Regions from separate parts of the Homo sapiens genome. Here region 2 is linked to region 1. The links are chromatin contacts, found by Hi-C in ENCODE. All regions are on one chromosome and are shown on one strand. Each heading gives the region's core, a stretch centred on a gene start or an enhancer-like site at or near the end of the contact. The rest is flanking DNA. Distances are from core to core; before and after follow the strand shown. Region 1 overlaps NYAP2 (neuronal tyrosine-phosphorylated phosphoinositide-3-kinase adaptor 2). Region 2 has its middle 630 kb from the start of MIR5702.

Region 1 (3,702 bases), core at 817-3,316:
GTTACCCAAGTTGTGAATGCAAAGGAAAAGTTCTTAAAGGAAATTACAAGTGTTACTGCACTTAATATTTGAATGATTAAAAAGTGAAACAGCCTTCTTGCTGATATGGAGAAAGTTTTAGTGGTGTGGGTAGAAGATTAAACCAGCCACACATTCTCTTAAGCCAAAAATTAATTCAGAGCAATGCTTTAGCTCTTCAGTTATACGAAGGCTGAAGTAGGTGACTGACCTATGGAAGAAAAGTTTGCAGCCAGCAGAAATTGGTTGATTAGGTTTAAAGAAAGTAGCCATTTTCATAACATAAAAGTGTAAGGTGAAGCAGTAAGTTATCCAGAACATCTAGCTAAAATAACTGATGAAGGTGGCTATACTAAAAAGACTTTTGATGTAGAAGAAACAGCCTTCTGTTGGAAGAAGATGCCATCTAGAGCTTTCCTAGCTAGAGAGAAGTCAATACCTGGTTTCAAAGGACACGTTGACTCTCTTGTTAGGAGTTAATGCAGCCAGTGACTTTAAGTTGAAGCCAATGCTCATTTACTATTTCAAAATATTAAGGCCCTCAAGAATTATGCTAAACCTACTCTGCCTGTGCTCTAGAAATGAAAAAAAAAAGTGTGGATGCCAGTACATCTGTTTACAGCATTATTTATTAAATATTTAAAGCCCATGTTGAGACCTACTGCACAGAAAAAAAAAGAATTCCTTTCAAAATATTACTGTTCATTGACAATGCACCTGGTCACTCAATAGCTCTCATGGAGATGTACAAGGAGATTAATGTTTTTATGCCTGCTAAGATAACATTCATTCTAAATCCATGAATCAAGGAGTAATTTTGACTTTGAAATCTTATTATTTAAGAAATCTATTTCATAAGGCTATAGCTGCCACAGATAGTGATTCATTTGATAAATTTGGTAAAAAAAAGTAACTTAAAAACTTCTGGAAAGGATTCACCACTCTAGATATCATTAAGAACACTTGTCATTCATGGGAAGAGTTTGAAATATCAACATGAACAGGAATTTGGAAGAAGTTGATCTCAACCTTTTGGATGACTTTGAGGCACTGAAGGCCTCAGTGGACTGCAGATGTGGTAAAGTGGAAATTATAACAAGAAAACTAGAATTAGAAAGGGAGCTTGAAGAAGTAACTGAATTGCAGCAATCTCATGATAAAACTTGAACACATGATGAGTTGCTCTTTAGGGATGAACAAAGAAAGTGGTTTCTTGAGATGAAATGCACCCCTGGTAAAGGTGCTATGAACATTGTGGAAATGACAAGAAAGGATTTAGAATATCACATAAGCTTAGTTGATAAAGCAGTGTCAGGGTTTGAGAGAAATGACTTTAATTCTACTGTGGGGAAAATGTTCTCAAACAGCATCATATGGTTTGGCATAGGTAAAGGAGGGAAAAAGAAAAAAAAACAGCATTGCATTCTACAGAGGAATCTTTTGTAAAAGGAAGAGTTAAATTGATGTGGCAAACTTTGCTGTTGTCCTATTTTAAGAAATTGCCACAGCCACCCCAACCTTCAGCAACCACTACCCTGATCAGTCAGCAGCCATCAACACTGAGGAAAGACCTTCTACTGGCAAAAACATAGGACTTGATGCAGGCTCAGATGATCGTTAGCATTTTTAGCAATGAAGTATTTTTTTAATTAAGGTATGTACATTGTTTAGACACAATGTTTACACTTAATAGACTGGATTATAATGTAAAAATAATTTTTCTATGTACTGGAAAACCAAAAAATTATTGAGACTTGCTTTATTGCAATATTCACTATATTGCCATGGTCTGGAATTGAACCCATGATACCTCCAAGGTATGCCTGTAAACAATCCAAAGAAATCTTAGCAATATTGATTTTAATACAGATCCCTGTCATTCCAAAACACATGATAAACAATGAATTACTGCTTGATGCTGCCAAAATGATTGCTGAAAGCCTATGTAGGAATTTTTTTTTTTTTTTTTTTTTTTTTTGGAAAATACTGAAGACGTTTTCCCAGGAAGGACATAAACTAATGCAATAGCACCCCTTTGTGGTGACATAAGGCTATAAAAATCATAACCAAGACCATTAATTTGTAAGGGTCTTTTTTAGAATTTCCTGCAGAATTACATTGAAATGGCCTAAAGACTCATTTAGTAATCCTTTCCTTTCTCTTAGGCAGAACCACACTACTATCATCTCACCAATATGGAAATTTACTGTGGTTTTAAAGGTCTCCAAAGGAAAGATTGCATGACCTCTCCCCGTACAACATTCCAGGGTTCTGCTTTCAGGTCTAATAAAAATAACTTGACACACGAGCATGCACCCATTTCCTCTAGTTAAACCTGCCTCTTTGGTTGAGATGAGAACCAGATGGCTGTTATCCTTTTTATTCCTTGGCATCTATGTACACCAACTGTGAAGGCCAAGGATACAGAACCATAGCAAGATTGTACAAAATGGATTTGGTCAGAGGAAGTAATCATGACCTATCTATAAAACCTTCCAAAGTAGGGCCTGCAAATACCACTTCTGTTTGGAGCAGAAAGTGTTTTAGTGGGCCAGAATGTGCAAAGCACATTTCTTCATTTGAAGAGCTCTTCATCTTCCCCTCATGTAAGGTGAATCGCTGCAACCTGGGTGTACTTCATAACAACCCGACTCTCCTTGGAGGAGGTGTGCTCACACTGCTTTCAAACAACTTGAGTCTTTGGAATGATCGTATCTATTTATTTAACCTTCTTGCCCTTTGCACATCATCTGACTGCTGGACAGAACGGAAATAAAAATTGTTATTTTTCTCTTTTTAAAGTCTAACACAATTACACATTTTCTACTACTGAACTGAATGCTACTTTGAATTTTCTCCATTTCAGCATTTTAAATATTAATAAAATTTTGATTTTTTTGTTATTCACTTTAGCAGTTCCCAGTGGTTTTCAAATTATAGAACAAACTGAGCTCTTCCCAGAACATTCTGGATATTTGTTTTCATAGGGTTGACATTACAATACTGTGTTTCTTTCTTCCTTTTTTTTCTCACTAAATGATTTTTTAAATTGTAATCAAGAAAAATAAGTTGTTGAAAATGTAAGCTGCCAGTTTTATCTCTAGTTAGGGTTTATTTTTGTAACACATAATCAGTTGAAATATATAGAGATTAGCTTTGCCCATTTTTGTCCATACGAATGAGCTTTTAAGGGATGAATTAAACAATGGTGTCTTATTTGTAGTAGGTAGAGACGTGATGTGCAGAAACCTACGTTAAGGCCTTTCATTTTAAAACAATACAGGGTAATAAAAGCCAAATTCACGTGCCATAATGACTTTTGATCTCTTTTGTAAAAAGAAAGAGATAGAGTCATGAAAAATAGTAATAATTAACATCTGCTCTGTATGTTCATGTACCACATGCTTTATGCCTCAGGTAGATAACATACATTGTAAAAGAACAGCCAACTTCATGTTCCTGCCTGAAACCTCACTGTAAATAAAATATGAGTCAGACATTCATTATGTAGTTTTTGGTATTCATACTTGTCCTTAATCATCCTCTATTACGTCTGTAGTTAATGCATATGCAATCAATTTTAAGCCATTAGCAGCAAAAAAAAAAAAAAAAAAAAAAAAAAAAAAAGCAGGGGACACCAATTAGGACACAATTTTTTTCTTTATTTATTCCTGTGTATGTAAT
Region 2 (3,795 bases), core at 365-2,864, 360 kb before region 1:
ACCAGTTATTAAATTATCAGACTACTATGGAAAGGAATATATTTAAAAGTGTTACTCAACACACATACACACATATCCTAGCCATAAATGTAAAACAAGTTTTCTTTAGCTTGTCAGTGTGCTGTGGATCTGATAGAGAAAAAATCAGCATAGCAAATGAAGATCGTTTGAACTTCATTTGTGTACATGCAGTGCATTCACTGCCTGGCATTTTTCTTTCTTCTTGACAGAAGCTTTACAGAATAAGAAAAAACGTGGCTTCTTATTAGTCTCTGTTTTTCTCCACTGGAACATGTAATGATAATTCTAAAATTCCTGGTCGCGGTTATACGAATACACCTGCACACAGCTTCTGAGATGTGCTTGCTCTCGCCCTGCTCCATCACCTAGCTGCTCGTGATGCAATTCAGGCTATCCTTAGAAGAAAACCCACTAACAGAGACCACCCCTGGGTGGCAAAACCTGGTGACTCCTGTTAGGATTTGTGGTTCTTTCGGACAGAAAAATGCTCCTTAAACTGAAATCCTCTAGTGTTCAACAAATACAGCTGCACCATCATTTTAGTATTCAGGATGCAAAGTAAGTATCTCCCTAAGCACACAAGTCTATTTGAGGAGCACACATGTACTCATAGACACATTTCTACAGTCATGATCCTCTGCTGCTGCCAGTGTCTCAAGCATCATTCCTTTCCTCTCAGGAGACAAGGGGGACCAGAGAGAGGGAGAGCTGAGATTTCATCCTTTCTCAGTCTTGGTATGCAGGCACAGGCACTATAAGAATGTGGTAGGTTGGCTAAAGCTATTTGTTTGCTAGATTTCTCAGAGTTCAATGAGATCATTTTTGTCATTTTCCCTGTGCTCCCCTGTATTTTCCAAAGATCTGCCAGCTTCCAACAACACTCTCTTTCTTCCCATTGGAAATGGAAACGAGTCCTCTGCAGGAATTTTCCACTTAACAGTTCCCCCTTCCCTAGCTGGGGCCTCAGCGCACCAGCCTGTAATGCTGTATTTCTTTCCACTGCAGTTTGACATTTTTGAGCCAGCACAATGAGTTGTATTCAGTCATTCTAAGTCCCCCTCCTTCTACATTATCTTTTTTTCTTTAATAATGCATACTTTCGAGCAATTTCAGAAAGAGAGCAAAGGCTTTTAAGCAACATTACATTTAATTAGTTATGTCACTGTCATCGAATCACCAGAATCCTTTGAGTCATCCCCGCCACCTTTTCCCCCACCCACACACCTCACCCCATAATTTTCCGGTCTCCCAGCCCCCTTCTCTGTCCTTCTGGTAAGTACATTAAAGACAAACCTCATGGTCCATATACTTTGCTTAAAATTGTTTGCCTTTGCAAATCATTTCCTTTAAATAATATTTACAAACTATATATCATTGCCTGACACGATGATAAGAGGGCACATAGATTGCTTATAATCTCAGCTGTAAACAAGAAACGGGGACGTGAGCTTGGAAATGTGTTCCATGCCCTGTCTGGACGCAGCCGCATTTGCAAACGCGCGCAGCTGAGCCGGAGCTGGGTCGCATCCGCAGCCTCTCTCACAAACACTGCAGCCAGAGACCAAAACGCTCAAGTCCAGGGAGTCTGCAGGGCAATCCCAAGTCCCCGAAGGGGGAAGGGAAGCGGAGGCATTGGGGAAGGGGGGTGTGGGTCAGCAAAAGCTTGCATCCAGAGGAAAACAATGCTCGCCTTCCCGAAAGCAAACGGCAGAACCTGCGAACACAGATGCCTGCGGGATCCGGGCTCCCGTGCGGCCGGGGAGAGGGCGGCGGGTGCAGGGGCAGGGCGGAGCCTCCCCTGTCTGGCCGGGTGGTAGCTTCTCAGACAGCGAGGGCCCAGGGGGTCACGCCAGCACAGTGGAGGGTGTCTCAAAAGGAACTGGGATTCTGCAGAGAGGGGAGGAGGGAGGAAGAGGGGGATTTGTTCAAGCTGGGAGGGTGGGCCTCAGGAAAAAAGAAGAAAAAGAAGAAATAGATTAATGCTTTGCAGGACACCTGGGGTATTTCTTTCAGTGGGTATTACTTCCACTTTTAGGCAGGAACAAGAGCTGGGAGGAAAACAGCAGCAAGGGCTGACAGCTCCAAGGTGATCAAAGGGGACTGCGTGAACGGCTTGCTCTGCCAGCCGTTTATTAGAAAGAGAGGGGTGCTCCTGGGCCACGCTGGCGGGGGAGAGGGATTAAGATCAAATAGAAAGAGATCGGCCTGACTCCTTTATGCAGGAGAAAAATGCGCGCATATATATTTATATATTTATATGTTTACATGTATATTTATATTCAAAGAATGCTGTCCACTACAAGATCCACTCCTTCCCATAGCCCCCCACCCCACCCCCCACACACAGGCGCGCGCTCCTCACACATGTAAAGGAAGGAAATTCCACCCTTTCTTTCCAAATGTTGTTACTTCTGCTTTCTCAGTGCTTGAAATATCACATGATGAATTATCCACTGGGGGACATTTTTATACTGAGGCACCACCCCCCCCCCCCCTTTGGGGAACGCTAACTTTGTGTGAGTCTGATTTACCTCAGAAATAACGTTTAACGCACTCCTGGGATTTGGAAAGAACCTCTCTTTCTATAGATAACAGGGCAAAGTGTTAAAATGCAGGTCACTGGTGCGAGAGATATCCTGTTGTAAAAACGGTGACCTCCAGAAGTTTTGGGAAGGATGGCAGCGGAGCCCTCTACATGTAGAAAGAACACAGATGTTGCTCTCGCAACAAATGCATGAGAATGGTAGGTAGGCAGCTGCCCAGCATATATAATGCAGTTTCTTCCCTTGTGAGATATGATCTTTATACCTAGAGATGCAATAAAGTTATTAAGGGGCCTGAATGGAATGAGAAAGACCTTGTCATATGATAATGACTTTATTTTGTCTAAGCATCAGTTACTCTCTCCTCTCTCTCTCACAAGACTTTTTATCAGCTACAGCTTTACAAGAAAAAAAAAACAGCAGCAACAAGCAAACTAAATTTTACGCAAATTCACAGTTTGAAATCTCCACACCCTAAATCTTACATTTAATCATAAAGTGTTAAATTTTAATGTATTCTTTTAACACAGCACTAGCATTTTGTCAAAGATAGGCATAGCCAGGAAGTTCAGAAGCTTTTCTTACAGTTAGAACAGGTGTGCTTTGTTTTTCCCTTAAGAAGTCTTTAACTTTACTGTTTTCTCCAATATTAGGGAGGTTTTTTAATATCTATTGTTTATTTTTCCAATTATATAAGAAAATATTTTTATCGTAGAATATTTACATAATGTAGGGCTATACACATTAAACAATGAAAATCTTTTATGAAGTCCCACTTTCCCAAATGATTCCCTTCCCCAGAAGTAAATTCATACTTCCCCACAATAGTATTCATCCAACCCTTATAAAATCCATCCAGCCCTTGTAAATATTTTTATATGCATAGATGTATATATGCAATCATATAAATTTTAGAAACCTACAAATTCACTCATACTATATGTTTTATTCTGTGAAGTGATTTTGTTCACTTACTACACCAAAGAGATCTTTTTTAAAAAATCAAGACCTATAAATCTATCTCATTTTTGACGGGTGCATAACGTTTCAGGATTTATTATTACATTATTGATACATAATGAGGGTATTTCCAGCTTTTTGTTATTATAAATAATACTGAAACTGACATTCTTAGGTATACATCTTTGACCATACATGCTAGTAATTTTATAGGCTAGATTGTACTGAAATCCATAAGTGAAAGGATATATGCATTTTAAATTTATGGATA

The links. Hi-C counts contacts between places; a loop is a spot of excess contacts on that map. Pooled maps may share reads with other maps.
Region 2: a map of HCT116 shows a loop between it and region 1 (3-fold over the local background). The contact joins two enhancer-like sites. A Hi-C loop is called at or near these places in 5 of 168 maps with a recorded cell type or tissue (HCT116, IMR-90, PC-3 and 2 more) and 6 of 50 pooled maps.

What each region holds. Positions count from the first base shown.
Region 1 is chr2:225,668,900-225,672,601 of GRCh38, reverse strand. All of the region lies in intron 7 of NYAP2 (neuronal tyrosine-phosphorylated phosphoinositide-3-kinase adaptor 2), which reads right to left. Among named protein-coding and RNA genes, the nearest start is that of NYAP2, 270 kb to the right of the region's middle. Within about 2 kb of position 2,066, at least 2 of the 41 ENCODE cell types and tissues checked have a DNase peak (open chromatin) inside an H3K27ac peak, as active enhancers do; they include HCT116, where a contact is called at or near this core.
Region 2 is chr2:226,029,215-226,033,009 of GRCh38, reverse strand. No RefSeq gene overlaps it. Among named protein-coding and RNA genes, the nearest start is that of MIR5702, 630 kb to the left of the region's middle. Within about 2 kb of position 1,614, at least 27 of the 41 ENCODE cell types and tissues checked have a DNase peak (open chromatin) inside an H3K27ac peak, as active enhancers do; they include HCT116, where a contact is called at or near this core.